2 separate regions of the Homo sapiens genome follow, and region 1 is linked to region 2. The links are chromatin loops, found by intact Hi-C in ENCODE. Cell type or tissue: heart left ventricle. All regions are shown on one strand. Links, peaks and the distances in the headings refer to the core of each region. The heading gives the core; the rest is flanking DNA.

Region 1 (5,386 bases), core at 192-5,191, 130 kb after region 2:
AGTTGGAGGTAATAGTGAGCTACGATCACACCACTGCCCTCCAGGCTGGGCGACAGAGTGAGACCCTGTCTCTAAAGAAAAAAAAATTAGCACAGTAAAAGAGATGGCGCTAAATTAGCAGAGGCTGCTTTTATTTTCACAGATGTCTTCGACCCCACATAAGCAAGGACACTGTATGTTGTGGCACACAGGTTTCTCTCCAACTAGACGGAGCTCTTAGAAGTTAGTGTCCTTTGGCTCCCCTCCAGGCCTTACACACACTGGATATTCAATAACTATGGAATTAAAACTGCAGTTGCCTTTAAGCTTATTTATTAATGGGATCTGGTTTCACTGTGGGTGGCACTTCCACTTTAACGCAACGATCAAAAACATTAAGATCTACGACAGGATGGATATTGGGACAATAAGCATGACAATGTCATTGTTGCCAAGCCAAATTTTACAAGAGGTGAAGGGAAGCAAAGGGTAACTAGAATGCAGAGGTTCTTCATCATCATCTTCAATCAGCTGTCACAGAATTCCCCACTACTGAACCTCCCTTACAATTCTTACTTCTCCCCACCCCTCCAGGTATCTAAAATAGAAAAGAAAGGAAATAATTCTCCCTGAGAGATTTCCGCCTCCTTCTTCTTTCTTTTCAACAGCAACCTCAACTGTTGACAGAGGTTCCTTAGGATTCAAAGAACAATTCTGAAGCTGAAAACAGAATAGTCTGTTTTTGAATAAATCCTAAAATATTTTCATTTCACACCCTTGTTCCATGAGGAAAAAATTTACATAGAGACAAATAGGTTTTGTTCAGGCAGTGTGCAATAATAAAGTTTAGGCCAAATTAGATTTATAATTAGATATTAAATGCTGGTTTGGTACTAAGTTTAGGGATAAAATGAACCCATATCCACATATGTACTTATAGACACCAAAGCACAGAACAGATAATCTAGCTGGCATCCAGTGTTTCTTGACTTTGGCTGAATCTCTGTTCCCCAGAACAGACTGTAAGCTCCAAAAGGTGGGGACCATGTTTTGGTCAGCTTTGGATTTCTCCAACACCTTGCACAGTGTTCATGCAAAGAGCCACTCACAGAAATTGTTGAATTCACTTAAAAAAGAAAACAATTTTGGCTGGGTACAGTGGCTCATGCCTGTAATCCCAGCATTTTGGGAGGCTGAGGTGGGAGGATGGCTTGAACCCAGGAGTTTGAGACCAGCTTGGACAACATAGTGAGTCCCTGTCTCTATGAAAAAACTTTAAAAAATTAGCTGGATGTGGTGGCACACTGCCTGTAGTCCTAGCTACTCTGGAGGCTGAGGTGGGAGGATCACTTGAGCCTGGGAGGTCGAGGCTGCAGTGAACTGAAATCATGCCACTGTATTCCAGCTTGGGTGACAGAGCAAGACCCTGTCTCAAAAACAACAACAACAATACTAACGCAATTTTTATAAAATGGTTAATGAGGCTTGCTAAGGTGGCAGTAGACCCAAACGCAGATGTTCAAACATTGCCATTCTTACATGTTTTGGAGTGAAACAGTGAAAGGGAAAGGACAGAGAATTAAACCAAATTAAACTAAAATCTCCAAGTCTGTAGTAAAAGAGAGCTGCAGCAGGTTTAGTCAGTGAAAAAAAAATTTTTTTTTTTCCCCTGAGATGGAGTCTCATCCTATCACCCAGGCTGGAGTACAGTGGCACCATCTCAGCTCACTGCAACCTCTGCCTCCCGGGTTCAAGTGATTCTCCTGCTTCAGCCTCCCGAGTAGCTGGGTTACAGGCATGTGCCACCATGCCTGGCTAATTCTGTATTTTCAGTAGAGATGGGGGTTTCTCCATGTTGGTCAGGCTGGTCTCGAACTCTTGACCTCAGGTGATCTGCCCGCCTTGGCCTCCCAAAGTGCTGGGATTACAGGTGAGCCACCGTGCCCGGCCTGAAAATGGTTTTGAAAACATATTTTAATGAAAACACTTTCTCACCATCTTTAAATAAAAACAATTTGCATTTTCCAATCGGAAGCTGCTGGGGCATTAGGACTCATGTGCTTTCTGCTCCACAGGTTTCAGATGCCACTGCACTACTAACTCCCCAGTGCTTTTGAGGCACGTGTTAGACATGTTCTCCTCTGCTGGAAGTCCTTGTGGCAACTTCAAGGGCTTGATTCTGTGACACAAGAAAATGCGTTTAGATAGGAGGAATACGTTCTAGCGTTCTATATCCCCGCAGGATAACTACAGTTAACAATAACACATAGTTTCAAATAGCTAGGAGGAGGATGTTGAATGTTCCCAACATGAAGAAATGGTAAATGTCTGAGATGATGGATATGCCAATTACCCTGATCGGATCACTATACTTTATATATATTGAAACGTCACTATGTACCCCATAAATATGTACAATTATTATGTGTCAATTAAAAAAAAACAAAATAAAATTTTAGTTTTTTAAAAAGTTTTTTTCAGAACATTAACGAAAAAAGAAAAATGCATTTAGAATTACACTAGGCAATACATTTTAAAAAGAGCTGAGAAGAAACAACAAACCTTATCAAATGCTTAACTACTTTCAATTTTGCATTCACTGAAGGGATATTCTTGTGAACTTGAGGGGTATGTGCCTGTGAACAACAACAACAAAGCAACGTTATCAATCTGAAAAGCAGATAGTTCCATGTTTCAGTAAAATGTTAAATTGAAGGTTCATTCTAAGCCAAATTTATAAATAAATTACCCTAAGTAATACAAAATAAATAATAAATGTATACCGCAAAGTTTTAAAAGTATAAAATTTAAAGCAATGTAAACAACACTAAAGATGATTAAAATAATTGCATACTTTTTCTAATCCAAGCATCTTTATTATATCTTTTTCCCAATATGGACGTCTTCTTGTACTTTTTATTCTGGTAACAATATGCAGTTTATGAGGGTTCTGTGGATCCCCACCGTATTTTTCATGATCTTCAGGTGAGGCCTGAAACACCTAGAAAGGAAAGAATTATAAATGGTAAATTTCCAACTTACACAGTTTCTGTGTACCTCCCATTTTTTCTTAAAAGACACACACACATACACAACTACATAATTACCTCATCCTTAATCATCATGTAATCCTCAACCTCAGATTGAACATTTCTATCAATCTGATTATGCAGATAGATGGAGTTTAACCTGTAGAACAAAGCAGGAGCAACCAGACAACACTAAATAATTTAAATGTCAGGAGAATCTGTAAGCACTGCTATGAGCTGGGCACTGGGCTGCATCCTCTTCCCTCCCTATTCTCAGGTGAAGAGCTGACTATCAAGTGGGAAAACAAACATGTAAATTAAAAATGAAAATAAAACATAAGTATTATAAAAAGAATCTACAAAGTATTATGAGAATACAGGCAAATGACTAATGAACTCTGCCTATGAGCGATCAGAAACAGCTCCACAGAGCTAATACTTGAATTAATTATCTAAGAATCAAAAGGTTCTAAGAAACTATCCCACAGAAACACTCCTCTAAGTATACAAAATATACCGAATAAGGATGTGTATTCTAACACTATGTGTAACACTGAAAAGTTTAAAGGCAACCCGTGTTCCTCACCATGATAACTACATTATGATGCATCCATTCTAAATAAAATGATTAATAATAAAACTAAGTAAAATGATACAAATACACAAATTCTTTTTTTTTTTTTTTGAGATGGAGTCTTGCTCTATCGCCCAGGCTGGAGTGCAATGGCACGATCTTGGCTCACTGCAACCTCTGCCCCCAAGGTTCAAGCGATTCTCTTGCTTCAGCCTCACGAGTAGCTGGGATTACAGGCGCACACCACCGTGCCCAGCTAATTTTTCTATTTTTGGTAGAGATGGGGGTCTCACCATGTTGGCCAGGCTGGTCTCGAACTCCTGACCTTGTGATCCGCCCGCCTTGGCCTCCCAAAGTGCTAGGATTACAGGTGTGAACCACCACGCCTGGCGCAAATACACAAATTCTGATGTATCCTATAGGATACAATACTACCATTAAAATGAATGAGGTTTACTATCTTTGCAGGTCTTCACATTGAATGATGGCCATAATATATTCTTGAGCCAAAAACCAAAAAGAAATGTCCACACAATTATGTGTTGTAAGCTGTTATGTGCATCATCTGTACCAAATACATGAGTGTGCATATGTGATATATTCTATAAATACTGTTTCTAAGACTCATATAAAATATATATAAAGGTCTCAAAGACATTAGATCAAGAGTCATAGCTCTGGGGAAGCAGATTTAGAAAAAAAATTGACCCCCAAAAAGATGGTATTTTAATAAAAAAGAATATCATTCATGATTAAAAACAGTTTTGTAGAAATGTAAACAGTGTAAAAGCGTTCTTATTTCTCCACAGCCTTGCCAGCATCTATTGTTTCTTGACTTTTTAATAATCGTCACTCTGACTGGCATGAGGTAGTATCTCATTGTGGTTTTGATTTGCATTTCTCTAATGATCAGTGATGATGAGCTTTTTTTCATATGTTTCTTGGCCACATAAATATCTTCTTTTGAGAAGTGTCTGTTCATTTCCTTTGCCCACTTTTTGATGGGATTGTTTGTTTTTTTCTTGTAAATTTAAGTTCCTTGTAGATTCTGGATATTAGACCTTTGTCAGATGGGTAGATTGCAAAATTTTTCTCCCATTCTGTAGGTTGCCTGCTCACTCTGATGCGAGTTTCTTTTGCTGTGCAGAAGCTCTTTAGTTTAATTAGATCCCATTTGTCAATTTTGGCTTTTGTTGCAATTGCTTTTGGTGTTTTAGTCATGAAGGCTTTGCCCATGCCTATGTCCTGAATGGTATTGCCTAGGTTTTCTTCTGAGGTTTTTATGGTTTTGCACTATTGGTGGGAATGTAAATTAGTTCAACCATTGTGGAAGACAGTGTGGTGATTCCTCAAGGATCTAGAACCAGAAATACCATTGGACTCAGCAATCCCATTACTGGGTATATACCCAAAGGAATATAAATCATTCTACTATAAAGACACATGCACATGTATGTTTATTGAAGCAGTACTTACAATAGCAAAGACATGGAACCAACCCAAATGCCCATCAATGATAGACTGGATAAAGAAAATGTGGTACATATACACCATGGAATACTATGCAGCCATAAAAAGGAATGATGTCATGTCCTTTGCAGGGACATGGATGAAGCTGGATGCCATCATCCTCAGCAAACTAATACAGGAACAGAAAACCAAATACCGCATGTTCTCACTCATAAGTGGGAGTTGAGCAATGAGAACACACGGGGAGTCGGGGGCAAAGGGAGACCATTAGGACAAACACCTAATGCATGTAGGGCTTAAAACCTAGATGACGGGTTGATAGGTGCAGCAAACC
Region 2 (5,386 bases), core at 147-5,146:
GAAAACTAAAAGAAAAAACTTCCTAAGTTGTTTCATTGTACTCTCTCATATGTTATTTAGTATTAAGTTAAGCAGGCAGGGGCCCAGTGACTCAAGCCTGCAATCTCAGCACTTTGGGAGGCCAAGTGGGGGGTGGATCACTTGAGGTCAGGAGTTCAAGACCAGCCTGGCCAACATGGCGAAACCCTGCCTCTACTAAAACTACAAAATTAGCCGGGTGTGGTGGCAGGTACCTGTAGTCTCAGCTACTGGGGAGGCTGAGGTGGGAGAATTGCTTGAACCCAGGAGACAGAGGTTGCAGTGAGCGGAGATCGCGACACTGCACTTCAGCTCGAGCGATAGAGTGAGACTCCATCTCAAAAAAGAAAGAAAAAAAAAGTTAATTGTTATTTTAAAGAGTAACTTAAAGAACAGTTACATGCAAAAGTATAAATGAATATTACTGAAAGTCAATATTCCCATATAAATGGCTTATATTTTTGAATTGTATTTTCACTAGCTAACTAAAAACATCTTAGAAATGTACACTTAAAATTCTTATCACCATGACAGTAATTATTTCCCTCTAGTATTGTGATGTAGCCATGATATTGGGAACGGGCAACAGCTGTTGAGAGTCAGTGTTCCTTCAGTTCCTCCTTGAAGGAACTAGCAACTGTGGTGGGGAGATGGTGGCTTGGCCAAACCTTTCACCAGAGCAGAGTTGGGACTGCCAGTCTTGGCTAGAAGGAGAAGTGATTTTTCTTAGACCACCCTAGGTCTCCAAATTTCTCTAAGGAAGCAGATCTCTTATAAAATGTTAATACCTCCTCAGAAGAGGTCACATCGTAAACCAAAGGACCCAAGCCTTTGTGGTTTTTTGTGCACAGATTTGATTAGTTGCCAACACTTAAAAATCGAGAGATAACTCCTTTTGAAAATATCCACACTTAGAATTTTTCTTTAAAAAATCAGAAAACTTGCTAATAGCATAGCTGGAACTATGATGGCAGTCATCTGCTGACTGGCACCTGCCTACCCAGGACAGACAAGCACTGTGCTCTAGAGTCTCTGGCACTCACTGTGGTTTCAGCCCTGCTCTCTTTCTCATTTCTGTGGCCTTCTTGCCCCTTTGTCTTGATCTCACAACCCAACAGCTTCATTGTTAGTTAACACCTTTCAAGAATTGATTGCCTGGTATTCATTGACTAAGAGAATAAAAATGAAACAAAATATTGAGATGGTGAAATCCCTTGTGAGGAACAGTGAGAGAAGGGATTAGGCAGGTAGAAAGGTATCAGAGAAACCTCTGCCCTTATGGTACACAACCATCTCGCATTGGCACACATTCCTCAAGTTGCCAACCTCTGACAAATATGATGAGGTGATATATAAATATACTAGTATGTAAAATATTATTTGTCCACTTGTTTTTTTTTTGTTGTTTTTTTTTGTTTTTGAGACAGAGTCTTACACTGTCACCCAGGCTAGAGTGCAATGGCAGGATCTTGGCTCACTCCAACCTCCACCTCCCGGGTTCAAGTGATTCTCCTGCCTCAGCCTCCCGAGTAGCCAGGGCTACAGTCACCCACCACTACACCCGGCTAACTTTTGTCTTTTTAGTAGAGACAGGGTTTCTCCAGATTGGCCAGGCTGGTCTCAAACTCTTGACCTCAGGTGAACCACCCACCTTGGCCTCCCAAAGTGTTGGGATTACAAGTATGAGCCACGGCACCCGGCCTCACTTGTTTTTTTTATGTCTTTCCCAACTAGATTGTTCGTTTTGTAGAGGCAGCGCATTTGCCTGTATTGTGACCTACTGTTCTCTGGGATCATAGCCCTAAAGCAACTGCCTGACGCATAGTAGGTGGTCAATAAATACATTTGATGGTGTATAAACAGTGCATCACCAGGAGTACTCACCTTCAAACAGAACTGAAAAATCAAAATCATCCAGTGAACTTTATATATTAGCAAAGTTCCTAGCACATAGTAGGCAGGATGCTTTCATGTATATTATCCCTAGAACATTCACAATAATCTTCAGAGGCACTTATTATTATTCCTGTATTTCATGTATGGAAACCAAGATTTGGAGAAATTGACTCACCTAGTATCACTCAGATACTAAATGATAAAAAAAAGAGAGAGATTGGAACCCATGTTTTAAGCCTATTGCTATTTTTTTAATTTTTAACTTTTGTGGGTAGTAGTAGGTAAATATGGGGTACATGAGATATTTTAACACAGGCATGCAGTGTTTAATAATCACATCAGGGTAAATGGAATATCCATCACCTCAAGCTTTTATCCTTTGTGTTATAAACAATCTAATTATGCTCTTTTAGTTATTTTTAAACATACGTAAAGGCCTATAGCTATTTATACCATGACTGTTGTTTTGGATTTTTAAAAATTGATTGACGGGTTGGGCGCCATGGCTCATGCCTGTAATCCCAGTACTTTGGGAGGCTGAGGCAGGTGGATCATGAGGTCAGGAGATCAAGGCCATCCTGGCCAACATGGTGAAAACCCATCTCTACTAAAATACAAAAAGTTAGCTGGGCATGGTGGCTCGTGCCTGTAGTCCCAGTTGTGCAGGAGGCTGAGGCAGGGGAATTGCTTGAACCTGGGAGGCGGAGGTTGCATTGAGCTGAGATCGTGCCACTGCACTCCAGCCTGGCAACAGAGCAAGACACTCTGTCTTGCTCTTTAAATACAAATTAAAATTAGCCAGGCAATGGTGCGGGTGCCTGTAATCCTAGCTTCTTAGGAGGCTGAGCCAGGAGAATTGCTTGAACCCAGGAGGTGGAGGTTGCAGTGAGCAGAGGTCGTGCCACTGCACTCTAGCCTGGGCGACAGAGCGAGACTCCATCTCAAAAAAAAAATACGTTCCTTACTGCAGTTAAAGTATGGAGTTGATTTATTTACAAATTTTCAGGAACATATTTCTCATATAAAGGTTGATTTATCATTTGTTTTGAGCTTTATTTAAAAACCATTTATTAATTTGTTCTCTCTTACCATTTTTCACTGAAATCTCGTTACTGAACTACATGAGTAACATATGAAAAAACATATCCGGGGAAAAAGTGATGAGGCACCAAGGTTACACATAACTTATGTTAGAGCCAAACTTAGTTCAGGAAAAACTACATCAAGTGCACAAAAAGCTTACTGGTAAAAATAACCATGAAGTATTTTGTGTGTGAGTCATCTAGAGGTAGTTCTCAAGCTTTATTTGAGCATAAGAACAGCTGTATGTTTCCCAACTCCACTGCCAGAGAATTTTGATTCATCTGGATATTTTAAAAGTTGACGGCAGGCTGGGTGTGGTAGCTCACACCTCTAATCCCAGCACTTTGGGAGGCTGAGGCAGGTGGATTGCTTGAGGTCAGCAGTTCAAGACCAGCCTAGTCAACATGGTGAAACCCCATCGCTACTAAAAATACAAAAATTAGCCGGGCGTGGTGGCAGGTGCCTGTAATCCCAGCTACTCGGGAGGCTGAGGAAGGAGAATCGATTGAACCCAGGAGGCAGAGATTACAGTGAGCCGAGATCGCGCCACTGCACTGCAGCCTGGGTGACAGAGTGAGAGTCCAACTCAAAAAAGATGAATAAATAAAAGTTGATCATAATGAACACCTGGGGTTAAGAACCACCGGTCTAAAAGATTGTTACAATAGTCTGTTTTAGAAACACTCGTGAATTGGCCAGTTGAAAATGAATTTTTTGAGACAGAGTCTTACTCTGTCGCCTAGCCTGGAGTGCAGTGGTGTAATCTTAGCTCACTGTAACCCCCACCTCCCAGGTTCAAGTGATTCTCGTGCCTCAGCCTCCTGTGTAGCTGGGATTTCAGGTGCCCATCATGACGCCCAGCTAATTTTTGTATTTTTAGTAGAGATGGGGTTTCACCATATTGACCAGGCTGGTCTTGAACTCTTGGCCTCAAGTGATCTGCCCGCCTCAGCCTCCCAAAGTGTTGGGATTACAGGCGTGAGCCACTGCATCAGGCCAGAAAATAAATTTTAATGTAAAGAAGATGTCACTTTTTTTGTTTGTTGAGATGGAGTCTCACTATGTTGCCCAGGTTGGAGTACAACGGCACAGTTTCGGCTCACTGCAGCCTCCACCTCCCAGGTTCAAGTGATTCTCCTGCCTCAGCCTCCCAAGTAGCTGGGACTACAGGCATGCACCACCACACCCAGCTAATTTTTGTATTTTTAGTAGAGACAGGGTTTCACCGTGTTGGCTAAGCTGGTCTCAAACTACTGACTTCAAGTGATCCGCCTGCCTCAGCCTCCCAAAGTGCCAAGATTACAGATGTGAGCCACCGCACCTGGCCAAGAAAATCTCACTTCTGTTTCCGTCTTCATTGGAAGATGGCTTAATAAAAGTTACTACTGGTAGGCTGGGTGCAGTGGCTCACGCTTGTAATCCTAGCACTTCGGGAGGCCGAGGCAGGCGGATCACAAGGTCAGGAGATCAAGACCATCCTGGCTAACACAGTGAAACCCCGTCTCTACTAAAAATACAAAAAATTAGCCGGGCATGGTGGCAGGCGCCTGTAGTCCCAGCTACTTGGGAGGCTGAGGCAGGAGAATGGCATGAACCAGGGAGGCGGAGCTTGCAGTGAGCCGAGCTTGTGCCACTGCACTCCAGCCTGGGGGACAGGGCAATACGCCACCTCCAAAAAAATAAAAAATAAAAAAGTTACTACTGGTATTTTTTAATTTCCTAGAAGCATAATGGCCACATTTATTTAAATATTATTAGTAACCCTTAGCCTTAATGTGCTTCTTACTGACAGCGTTGCATATTTAGGAGTAAGAAGTTTTTCCTCGGTAATGCTGTTCAGTTTTTCTTCATGACTTCCAAATATGGCACCATGTGTGCACTTCTGATTCTTGTAAGTCTCTTCCGAGTTTTGTCAAGTTTCAGTTTGTTCCTCTTCAAGTTTCCTGTGTAGGAGATAGGACAACTTCCTTTATGACTTAAAGCATATATTTAATATTTTAAAAGAGAATATCATTAATGCAAATCTGACTTTCTAGAATCTTATAGGCTGTTTTCCCATCTCGTAATCAGGCAGCTAACCTCTGATCTGGAAGTGAGGTCATCTGACACAAGTTTAAGTTGGCTGCCATGTTATGAGAGTCAACAGAAAAACTACATAATTAGATTTCCCTTGATGATATTTATTTTGAAAAAAGCGATCTGTGGTTTTAGCTTATAATTTTCTATGTGTGGTCACTTACAGGTGTAAAATACTAGACAGACATCTGGCAATATTGTCCAAGAAACACCTCGAGACCAAATTTTTGAAGCTGAATGTGGAAAAAGCACCTTTCCTTTGTGAGAGACTGCATATCAAAGTCATTCCCACACTAGCACTGCTAAAAGATGG

The links. Hi-C counts contacts between places; a loop is a spot of excess contacts. Peaks named below come from ENCODE experiments on the same cell type or tissue, not always from the same donor. Only the 100,000 strongest peaks of a DNase experiment are listed, where the experiment ranks them.
Region 1: it touches region 2 in a loop (2.9-fold over the local background); 77 of 110 quality-filtered maps call a loop at or near these places.

The regions. Positions count from the first base shown.
Region 1 is chr2:99,192,345-99,197,730 of GRCh38, reverse strand. It overlaps MRPL30 (mitochondrial ribosomal protein L30), which reads right to left. Exons shown (of 6, transcript NM_145212.4): 4 at 2,834-2,980; 5 at 2,542-2,615; 6 at 1-2,158. The coding sequence ends at 2,026. Among named protein-coding and RNA genes, the nearest start is that of MRPL30, 14 kb to the right of the region's middle. In heart left ventricle, for the core only: no CTCF peak of the experiment used is centred there; no DNase peak of the experiment used is centred there.
Region 2 is chr2:99,322,063-99,327,448 of GRCh38, reverse strand. It overlaps TXNDC9 (thioredoxin domain containing 9), which reads left to right. Exons shown (of 5, transcript NM_005783.4): 4 at 5,240-5,386. Among named protein-coding and RNA genes, the nearest start is that of TXNDC9, 12 kb to the left of the region's middle. In heart left ventricle, for the core only: no CTCF peak of the experiment used is centred there; no DNase peak of the experiment used is centred there; H3K27ac peaks cover 206 bases.